Linked DNA regions of Homo sapiens: region 2 is linked to region 1. A link is a loop called in an ENCODE intact Hi-C map of the cell type or tissue named here. Cell type or tissue: heart right ventricle. All regions are shown on one strand. Links, peaks and the distances in the headings refer to the core of each region. The heading gives the core; the rest is flanking DNA.

Region 1 (5,375 bases), core at 193-5,192:
TATTCAAAGGGACACTTAGTAAAGGTAGGGAGCAATGCAAAAGAGGGGGCGCAGAGAGAATAAGGCTCTGCCAACTTTTTGATCTCTGGGTAGCTTAGACCTCACACATTTTTTTTTTTTTTTTGAGACAGAGTCTCACTCTGTCACCCAGGCTGGAGTACAGTGGCATGATCTCATCTCACTGCAACCTCCACCTCCCAGGCTCAAGCAATTCTCCTGTCTCAGCCTCCCAAGTAGCTGTGATTATAGGTGTGTACCATGGCACCCAGTGAATTTTTGTACTTTTAGTAGAGACAGGGTTTCGCCATGTTGGCCAGACTGGTCTTGCACTCCTGACCCTTAAGTGATCAGCCCGCCTTGGCCCCACAAAGTGCTGGGATTACAGGCATGAGCCATCACACCCAGCATTTTTTTTTTTCCTTTTTGAGACAGTCTCATTCTGCTGCCCAAGCTGGAGTGCAATGGCACGATCTCGGCTCACTGCAACCTCTGCCTCCCAGGTTGAAGCGATTCTCCTGCCTCAGCCTCCCAGTAGCTGGAATTACAGGAACACACCACAATGCCTGGCTAATTTATTTTAGTAGAGACAGGGTTTCGCCATGTTGGCCAGACTGGTCTCAAACTCCTGACCTCAGGTGATCCGCCCGCCTCGGCCTCCCAAAGTGCTGGATTACAGGCGTGAGCCACCACCCCCAGCCTGGACCTCACACATTCTTGCAGAGTTAGCTAGCCACAGGCAAGTCTCCATTGAGCCAGAAACATCTGTGGCAGCTCTGGGGTTGAAACACACAATTTATTTTGTCTATGCTCTTTCCATGGCAACACCCAACACTCTATGGAAGCTTAATCAGCTTCCTTGGGGTGGGGGAGAGAGATAAACCAGGATATAGACACACACTCCATCACCTTCAAAAGGAAGAATGTAGGTCAGCATCTTTGCCACTACTCTAAGTGAAGCAGCCTATGATCCTGGCAAAAACTGCTAACCACAAGCCCATCCCATCCCATCCCACTAAAACTCCTACCACCTTCCTGAAGCTCTCAGCTTCAGGGAGAAAAGCCAGCAAGGAAAGGGCTTTCTTCCTCAGCAGTCTGAATTACACTTAAGACTTTACTGACAAACATATATCAGCTTTTGCTCCCACAAGGGCAGCAGAAGCCAAGCAGGGACACTAAGTCTGCTTCATGCATCATTGACAGAACCAACCCTGTTCCAACTGCTAAAGTCTTAAGAGCAGCAATGACCTAGAAATTGACAGTGAGGGGAGAAGAAAAGGAAACTAACAAATCAGTAGACAGAAAACTCTATTTCCAAAACCAGGGGAAAGGGAAAGATAGAGGGGAAAGAAATTTGGCCCCTTTGAATCTACCAATGTGATTTTGGCTGGAAGCCAGGGAGGATACATAGCAGCCCCACTGCGAGTCAAGCCATGTTCCTGACTCAAGCCCTACAGTTAAGAGGAAGGCGCCAAGCCTCAAACACAATGAGGTGGGGAGGCTGCTCCTTATTGGGCAGGATCCTACTGTGGACACAGAACAGACAGCAGCTGCCCACAGTGTGGAAACAAACTGTAAAGCAGTCACGTCTCTTAAGGCTGCAGCATCCAATAAAATGTAATTTAAATCAAGCTTCGCATCTGTTCTCAATCCCATTCAGTCTCTGCTTTCCATCAGCCTTCGGACAATCTTTGCAATTATGCATGTTAACCCTTATAGTCCCAGACACTTTCCAACCTTCTAGGTATAGAACTGTGTTTCCATGTTCAAACTACCTTCAGAGGGAACGAATACTCTAGTAAAGGAGTGTGAGAACAACATTCAGACTCATGCCTACAGACTATCATGTGCTACACACACCAGTGGGTAGTGTTCATTTCAGAGGGCTCTCTCTGCTTTCCTTGCCTCTATCCCATACCACCTGTTGTAGCTCAGATCACATTACACGGATACAGTGGTCAGGATGAATGAAACAGTGGCCAACAGATCACTTGTACACATATCAAGTTCCAAATGGAAGGCCATGTCAGAAAGGTAGAGGCGGCAGCAGGAGAGCTCAGGGAAAAGCAGACTTGGTCACTGGCTCTCAGATCATTCGTATCACACATGGTTTACATTTCAAGCATTTGCTTCAGTTATGAAAGGACAGCAATCTCCCAAACAAATCAAACTAGAACTTCCCCCTTTCCCTCAAAACTACCTCAGCCTCAAGCATCCCCTTTCAAAGTAGTCAATGTTATAAGGGTGCCCTCTGGTGTCTCAGTCACAAATTGCCATTTAATGCCACCAAACCAAACCCAGAAGGCTCTTGATTAACCAACCATATGGACTAATTTATCTAATAAGACTGGAAAAATGTGTTTAGATGAAAACCCAACCCCAAAGTAGTCATCTTGAAACAAGTGGCTTCATCTAAGGGCAGCAAAGACTGTGGGACAGCCTAGGAAGGAATTTTCACATTGACTTCTGAAAGCTTGAGCTCTCTTGAAATCTGATTGCTTAAAAAGACAAAGAATGCAACTTGAAAATAAATATATTCACAATCTGTAGAGTTATAGTCTCCTTATGACCCCAACGCCCTTGGGAGTGCCCAAGAAACTCAACGAGTCTAAAATGCCACAATGTTGTAGTATCTGCACCATGAACATAGTATACTATACAAAGAAATAAATTCTTTAACCAGTGTCCTCCAAATCTCCATGTGGACTTGCTTGCATTTTTCTGGATCATTTTCATTCTTCTTACCCTAAACTTAAAGTTCTTAACAAAATACCTTAATGGCTGAGCATGGTGGCTCACGCCTATAATCCCAGCACTTAGGGAGGCCAAGGTGGGCAGATCACTTGAGGGTCAGGAGTTCAAGACCAGCCTGGCCAACATGGTAAAACCCTGTCTCTACTAAAAATTAAAAAATTAGCTGGGCGCGGTGGTGGGCACCTGTAATCCCAGCTACTCGGGAGGCTGAGGCAAGAGAATCACTTCAACCTGGGAAGCGGGTGCTGTAGTGAGCAGAGAACGCGCCATTGCACTCCAGCCTGGGCAACAGGGTGAGACGCGCCTCAAAAACAACAACAACAAAAAAAACAAACAAAAAAATACCCACTCATGTTTGAGCAAACGAAGAGGTAAATATACACACATTCCTCTACACAGATCTGTACACTTGCAAGCACATTGGCTAGAGATACACAAGTGGTAGAAGTAGTGAATGTAATTAAAAAGGGTCTACCTGGTCACTTTTATGGGTAAAAATAGTAAGACCCAAAGATATTATTCTGTGCTAATATTAAAGAATCTATAGATTAAAATTCATTGGCTTCAAGTAAAAAAGGTCATATTTGTTTTCAGGCCCGAATGTGTAAAGCACTAAAATGAAGACTGTAGCTCTCTAAATGCCAGCTGAATACTTTCGGGTGGGGTGTAAGAGAAGAATTTAAGGCAATCCAGTAGCTAAGATATTTCCAATTAAAGCTTTATCTTTCAGAGCATGTTCTATTTCTTTCTCTTCAATCTTGAAAAACACCTGGAAAGAAGAGAAAAGGATTTTTCACACTGGGGAACTCACAAAAGCAAAGTTGTCAGTATACAAACTTCTACCATATTAAACTTTTTCTCACAAAAGGCAAGCAAGTTAAACACTTTTTTTTCCAATGGCTTGAAAAAATATTCATATCACACTCCCATCTTTACACACCTTAAACCTTACCTAACAAAAAACGACTTGTTTAACTAACTGTGGTCATCTTGTTTAACAATAAACCTTTACTTTAGCATCACTCTACAAAATAGGACAATTAAAAACACTGTCACAAAAAAGCAGTTGTACCTTTGTCAAACGGGTTTCCTTGTTTCTCTTTAATCCTAAAATGCCCCTGGCTTCCAAGAGCCCTGAAAGTGACAAACACTCTGACTGGTCCACAGCCGCCACCTGCTGTTTGCGACAGACTTTACTGTAGGCTTCATATAACTGGTAGGAAACAAGGGAGAACAAACGCTGCTTAAAAGTCACATTGCTTATAGCCTTTAATCATTTAAGAAACCTGAGTCTGGGTTTGCAAAAACTTATCTGAATACCCTATTTCTTCCTCTTTTCAATAAAATCTTTGAACAGGCTTCTGTAGATATTCCCGAAAACCTATACAGTAATGTAGGAAAGGGGCTTTATATATTTCCTAGAGAGATGCAGAAATGAAGGGGAGGATAGGGAAAGGATTAATGATAAACTCTCAACCACAATCCAAGGGAAATAGGTGCCTTTTATATAGTACCAGTATTAATTCTTACTGTTAAAATCCATTTTAAATTTATTATCAGCTGAAGTATCATAGGCCTTTTGGAAAATACCTGCTCTGCAAAGCAGATTCTGATCTCTACCTCCGTTCCATCTGCTCCATCCCAACTTACCTTCCCCAGAGTGACCTCTTTGATTTTCAACTGCCTGATCAAGAGCATCAAAGAGCAAACCAAGATCTTCTGCTGAAGAGGGAAGGAATCTTGTGCTCCTTCTTGGCTCAAGGTCATCCTGTTACCATCAACTTCTGAGATGACTTGGGATATGTGAATAAGACCAACCCTCTTGGGAATCAGAGGCTCAGAAGGTGATTTACCTATAAAGTAAATAAGCCAAGCTTAATTCGATTTCTAAAATACTGTGTGTGTGTATGTATGATGAGACAGATGATACTAAGTTTGAGCTAAAGGAAATTCAAGTATAGTCACATGGTGGCAAAGCAGAGGTTTTAAATCTCTAACCAGAGGCCAAAGGATGAGAGATAATGCTATTCTCTTAAGGATGTCAAAATAATGTGGGATGACTTGAAAAGTAGGGTTACCCTTTCTCTGGGCCAAATAGTGAGCTGTTTTGTCCTATGGAATGTAATTTAATGTCAGAGGAACAAAACCCACCTCATGAAAGGACCAGAGAACTACTGTATTTTTTTTTGGGACAGGATCTCTGTCACTCAGGCTGGAGTACAGTGGCACTATCATGGCTCACTGCAGCCTTGGCTTCCTGGGTTCAAGTGATCCTCCTGCCTCAGCCTCCTGTGTAGCTAGGATTACAGGTACGTGCCACCATGCCAGGCTAGTTCCTAGTATCTCAGAGGTATAGAATAACAGAACCTTGAAGCAAAGATGGTGACTGTGCTTGGTAATTAAGAAAGGAAAAAAAAGGCCAGGTGCAGTGGCTCACGCCTGTAATCCCAGCACTTTGGGAGATCAAGGCGGGCAGATCACCTGAGGTCAGGAGTTGGAGACCAGCCTGCCCAACACGGCGAAACTCCATCTCTACTAAAAATACAAAAAATTAGCTGGATGTGGTGGCAGGCGCCTGTAATCCCAGCTACTTGGGAGGTTGAGGCAGAAGAATCACTTGAACC
Region 2 (5,375 bases), core at 233-5,232, 250 kb before region 1:
AGAGGCAGAGAGGTGGGGGGAGAGGGCGGGAGCACAGAGGGAGAGTGGGAGATGAGAGCTGCGCTTCCTTCCAGGGACACAGCTGCTGAGGAGTCCTCGCCCCCACCCCCATGGCCCATCATCCATTCACGGAGTTTATGGCACTTGGGCTCACGTTGCCTGAGCTCCTGCTGGGTGCTAAGAGGGGACCCAGGATCTAGAGTCTCTCCAGGTCACCCACCACCCATGATCACAGCAGTTTGCCCCAAACCCAAGGCTTCATGGCCTCAAAATGGGAGCATTTGCCTTCCTCTCTTCTTACTCCAGGCCCTCCTCAACCTTGACCCCCAGGTGGATTTTCCCCCTAAAGCTGAGGTCTTTTGTAAGCCCCCTGGAAAACTCCACCAAGTTCTAAAGGAGGGTCAAGAAGAAAGACACATGTTCCCTCTCTCACGGAGCTTCCAGGGGGCAAAATTAAAGCTCCATGGAGAGGAAATGGTGCTGGAGCCTGGGCTAGGTACCTCACAGCAACCATGGGAAGCAAATAGGATTCATCTCCATTTCACAGAAGAGAAAACTGAGGCTCTGAGAGAGAGAGAGAGAGACAGAAAGAGTTTAACCAGCTCAAGGCTCATCTGGCCCCAGAGCCCAGCTGATTTCCAGTCCCCTGTCAGCACATGTAGAGTCTCTCAGACTTGGCAAAATCAGCCACTTGCTACTTACTAGCAGAACTGTAGAATCTCAGGCCCCACCTTAGCCTACTGATTCAGGATAGACATGTTCACAGGATTAATCAGGTGATGCGTATTGGAGTTAAAATTTGAGAAGCACTGATTTAAAACCAAAGAATCACCTGGAGACTTTAGGAAAACACAGATTCCTAGACCCATCACTTGAGATTCTGGTTCAGAATTCTCAGGTGGGGCCTGAGAATTTGCATTCCTAACAAGTTCCCAGGTGATGCTATGATACTGATGATGCGGACCTCACGATGAAACCACTATTCCTCCCGCCTGGGCAACATGGCAGAATCCCATCTCTACTAAAAATACAAAAATTCGCTGGGTGTGGTGGCATAAGGCTGTGGTCCCAGCTACTCAGGAGGCTGAAGTGGAAGGATCACCTGAGCCTGGAGAGGCCGAGGCTGCAGGGAGCCATGATTGCACCACTGCACTCCAGCCTGGGCAACAGAGTGAGACCATGTCTCAAGAAAAAAAAAAAAGAAAGAAACCACTGCTCTAGGCTAAATCCCAGCCAGAGTTGGAGCCACCCAGCTAAACTGGCCTGTTTTCCCTCATTTCCTTCCCCGAAGGTATGCCTGTGTCAAGATGAGGTCACGGACGATTACATCGGAGACAACACCACAGTGGACTACACTTTGTTCGAGTCTTTGTGCTCCAAGAAGGACGTGCGGAACTTTAAAGCCTGGTTCCTCCCTATCATGTACTCCATCATTTGTTTCGTGGGCCTACTGGGCAATGGGCTGGTCGTGTTGACCTATATCTATTTCAAGAGGCTCAAGACCATGACCGATACCTACCTGCTCAACCTGGCGGTGGCAGACATCCTCTTCCTCCTGACCCTTCCCTTCTGGGCCTACAGCGCGGCCAAGTCCTGGGTCTTCGGTGTCCACTTTTGCAAGCTCATCTTTGCCATCTACAAGATGAGCTTCTTCAGTGGCATGCTCCTACTTCTTTGCATCAGCATTGACCGCTACGTGGCCATCGTCCAGGCTGTCTCAGCTCACCGCCACCGTGCCCGCGTCCTTCTCATCAGCAAGCTGTCCTGTGTGGGCATCTGGATACTAGCCACAGTGCTCTCCATCCCAGAGCTCCTGTACAGTGACCTCCAGAGGAGCAGCAGTGAGCAAGCGATGCGATGCTCTCTCATCACAGAGCATGTGGAGGCCTTTATCACCATCCAGGTGGCCCAGATGGTGATCGGCTTTCTGGTCCCCCTGCTGGCCATGAGCTTCTGTTACCTTGTCATCATCCGCACCCTGCTCCAGGCACGCAACTTTGAGCGCAACAAGGCCATCAAGGTGATCATCGCTGTGGTCGTGGTCTTCATAGTCTTCCAGCTGCCCTACAATGGGGTGGTCCTGGCCCAGACGGTGGCCAACTTCAACATCACCAGTAGCACCTGTGAGCTCAGTAAGCAACTCAACATCGCCTACGACGTCACCTACAGCCTGGCCTGCGTCCGCTGCTGCGTCAACCCTTTCTTGTACGCCTTCATCGGCGTCAAGTTCCGCAACGATCTCTTCAAGCTCTTCAAGGACCTGGGCTGCCTCAGCCAGGAGCAGCTCCGGCAGTGGTCTTCCTGTCGGCACATCCGGCGCTCCTCCATGAGTGTGGAGGCCGAGACCACCACCACCTTCTCCCCATAGGCGACTCTTCTGCCTGGACTAGAGGGACCTCTCCCAGGGTCCCTGGGGTGGGGATAGGGAGCAGATGCAATGACTCAGGACATCCCCCCGCCAAAAGCTGCTCAGGGAAAAGCAGCTCTCCCCTCAGAGTGCAAGCCCCTGCTCCAGAAGATAGCTTCACCCCAATCCCAGCTACCTCAACCAATGCCAAAAAAAGACAGGGCTGATAAGCTAACACCAGACAGACAACACTGGGAAACAGAGGCTATTGTCCCCTAAACCAAAAACTGAAAGTGAAAGTCCAGAAACTGTTCCCACCTGCTGGAGTGAAGGGGCCAAGGAGGGTGAGTGCAAGGGGCGTGGGAGTGGCCTGAAGAGTCCTCTGAATGAACCTTCTGGCCTCCCACAGACTCAAATGCTCAGACCAGCTCTTCCGAAAACCAGGCCTTATCTCCAAGACCAGAGATAGTGGGGAGACTTCTTGGCTTGGTGAGGAAAAGCGGACATCAGCTGGTCAAACAAACTCTCTGAACCCCTCCCTCCATCGTTTTCTTCACTGTCCTCCAAGCCAGCGGGAATGGCAGCTGCCACGCCGCCCTAAAAGCACACTCATCCCCTCACTTGCCGCGTCGCCCTCCCAGGCTCTCAACAGGGGAGAGTGTGGTGTTTCCTGCAGGCCAGGCCAGCTGCCTCCGCGTGATCAAAGCCACACTCTGGGCTCCAGAGTGGGGATGACATGCACTCAGCTCTTGGCTCCACTGGGATGGGAGGAGAGGACAAGGGAAATGTCAGGGGCGGGGAGGGTGACAGTGGCCGCCCAAGGCCCACGAGCTTGTTCTTTGTTCTTTGTCACAGGGACTGAAAACCTCTCCTCATGTTCTGCTTTCGATTCGTTAAGAGAGCAACATTTTACCCACACACAGATAAAGTTTTCCCTTGAGGAAACAACAGCTTTAAAAGAAAAAGAAAAAAAAAGTCTTTGGTAAATGGCAAATGAGCGTGTCTTTGTTTTGCAATCCCCCACACCCCACCTGACCGTCCCCTCTCCCCTCCTCCCTGCCCTCTCCCAGGCCTCGTTTCTTAGAGACGCTCAGAACCACAAAGTTGCTCAGGAATGCTCTGAGCCCGTCTGGTGACACAGGACCAAGAGGCTGAAAGGTAGAAGGAAGATGAGGACAGGAGGTCCATCTTGCAAATACCCTTCCAGAGTTCAAGGGATAGGCCCCAAGCCTGCACAGTCAGCACTGAACCGGACATGCTGATCCTACTGCAGCTTTGGGAAGGCCAACTTTTCCGGGTAACCTCGATACCTGGGGACTCTGCATTTAGCAGCTCTTGCACAGTAGCCTGCTCACCTGTCCCAGCTCAGACCAGAACTAGAGCCCTTAACCTTTTGTCAGCCCCTTAGACTCTGAAAGCTGGGGTTTGGAGGGAGGGCCTTTCTGTGGGCTTGGAGACCACAGCATACTGGACTAGGGGTCAGGGATGAGACCCTTTGCTGGCATGAGAGCTGGAACCACCCATGATCCTCTCTGCTAGCCACTGTAGCAGCAGTGGCCTCCGTGGTGTATGTCATAGTCCCTTCCTGCTGGTACAACAAAATGCCACCGATGGAGTAATTTACAAACCATAGAAATGTATTTCTCACAGTTTTAGAGGATTGGAAGTCCAAGATCAAGACGCCAACAGATTCAGTGTCTGGTGTGGACTCTCTCTGCTTCCGAGATGGGGCCTTGCCATGCCCTCTGGAGGGGACAAACACTGTGTCCTCATGTGGTAGAAGAGTGGAAGATCACAATGAGCCTAACTAGTTCCCTCCTGCTCTTTTATTGCTATAAGGGCATTAATCCCGTTCACAAGGGTGGAGCCTTCATGACCTAATCAACTCCCAAAGGCCCCCCCCAACTTCTCATACCATTGCCTTGGGGTTTATGTTCCAACCATATGAATGTCGGAAAGATACATACATTCAAACCATAGTGTGGATACTGACTGTGGAGGAGCAGGGAGAGAGGGACAGACAAAGGCCCCCACACAGGCCAGGTGTCCGTGTCATTTCGTGCCTTGGTGCCACCCAGAGCCGTGACTTCTGCAAGCCAGAGAGCAGGTCAGTCCAACCTACAATGCGTCAAGAGGGGTCTGAAGGACCCAGAGCTGCAATAGCTCTGGGCCGTGGGGAGCTAGAGGGAGGGCTGAGGCACTCACGCAATAGGTGATTCCATCCATTTCCCCAAGTGGAAAGAGCCTCGTTGAAAATGGAGCTGCCTGGTAATGACACCCATTCGCTCATCTCGCAAGCACGTGACATTACCCTCCTCCGAGAGATGCACTGGGCTGGAAGGTTTTTAACAAGATTTGTCAGCTGGTCTCCAAGCCGGGAATTGGCGCCCTGAGAGGAATGAGCCTGGCACGGATGCAGTCAGCGTGGAGCGGCGTTTGCAGCAATGGCATTAAATATTAAAAGGCACAGCTGCGACTGTGTGCGTGAGCGTGTGGCCAGGGGGCAATGCCAGTGTGCGTGTGTGTCCCCGAGGGGAACCTGCCGGAGCGCATGTGCGTGTGGAGCCCGCTGGTGTGGACATCCTAATGAGGTTACAGATGGGAAAACAACCCTCGGTTCCTGAAGGGGAAGAATGTAACAGAGCAGTCATGCAAAAGGCAGCCAGGCCAGCCGCACAAATGCGCCCCCTCAGCTGCAGATACATTTTTCTAGAATAACTGGACATCTCCAAATATTTACAGAGAAAACAAAACCCCCAGCAATGTCAATTCCCTCGAACTGCTGTGTCTCAGAAGTTCTGACCTCGGTTCAGTGCTGGCCTGATCCCTGCTCCCTTGCCCGAGGCTCTCATGTGCCCATCTTGAGCTTGGGGTGACCCCTGGGAAGAAGGAAAAGGCCCCCTGGGAGGCCCACCCAGGGCTTCTCTCTTCTTTTCTTACCTGCTTCATACATCTGAACCCTCTTCCCAGGTTCACAGCCAATAAGCCTTCTCCAGTCACCTGAAATTTCCTTTTCATTTCATCCCCA

Evidence for each region. Peaks named below come from ENCODE experiments on the same cell type or tissue, not always from the same donor. Only the 100,000 strongest peaks of a DNase experiment are listed, where the experiment ranks them.
Region 2: it touches region 1 in a loop (4-fold over the local background); 20 of 110 quality-filtered maps call a loop at or near these places.

Annotation. Positions count from the first base shown.
Region 1 is chr17:40,300,057-40,305,431 of GRCh38, reverse strand. CDC6 (cell division cycle 6) reads right to left here. Exons shown (of 12, transcript NM_001254.4): 10 at 4,402-4,604; 11 at 3,824-3,964; 12 at 775-3,520. The coding sequence ends at 3,431. Among named protein-coding and RNA genes, the nearest start is that of RARA, 6.4 kb to the left of the region's middle. In heart right ventricle, for the core only: CTCF peaks have their summits at 2,246 (motif pointing left) and 3,939 (motif pointing left); a DNase peak (open chromatin) is centred at 2,249; H3K27ac peaks cover 2,719 bases.
Region 2 is chr17:40,551,735-40,557,109 of GRCh38, reverse strand. It overlaps CCR7 (C-C motif chemokine receptor 7), which reads left to right. Exons shown (of 3, transcript NM_001838.4): 3 at 1,292-3,341. The coding sequence ends at 2,368. Among named protein-coding and RNA genes, the nearest start is that of CCR7, 11 kb to the left of the region's middle. RefSeq lists enhancers at 3,237-3,356, 3,447-3,506. In heart right ventricle, for the core only: no CTCF peak of the experiment used is centred there; DNase peaks (open chromatin) are centred at 3,069, 3,579, 4,759, 5,079 and 1 weaker place; H3K4me3 peaks cover 1,013 bases; H3K27ac peaks cover 5,000 bases.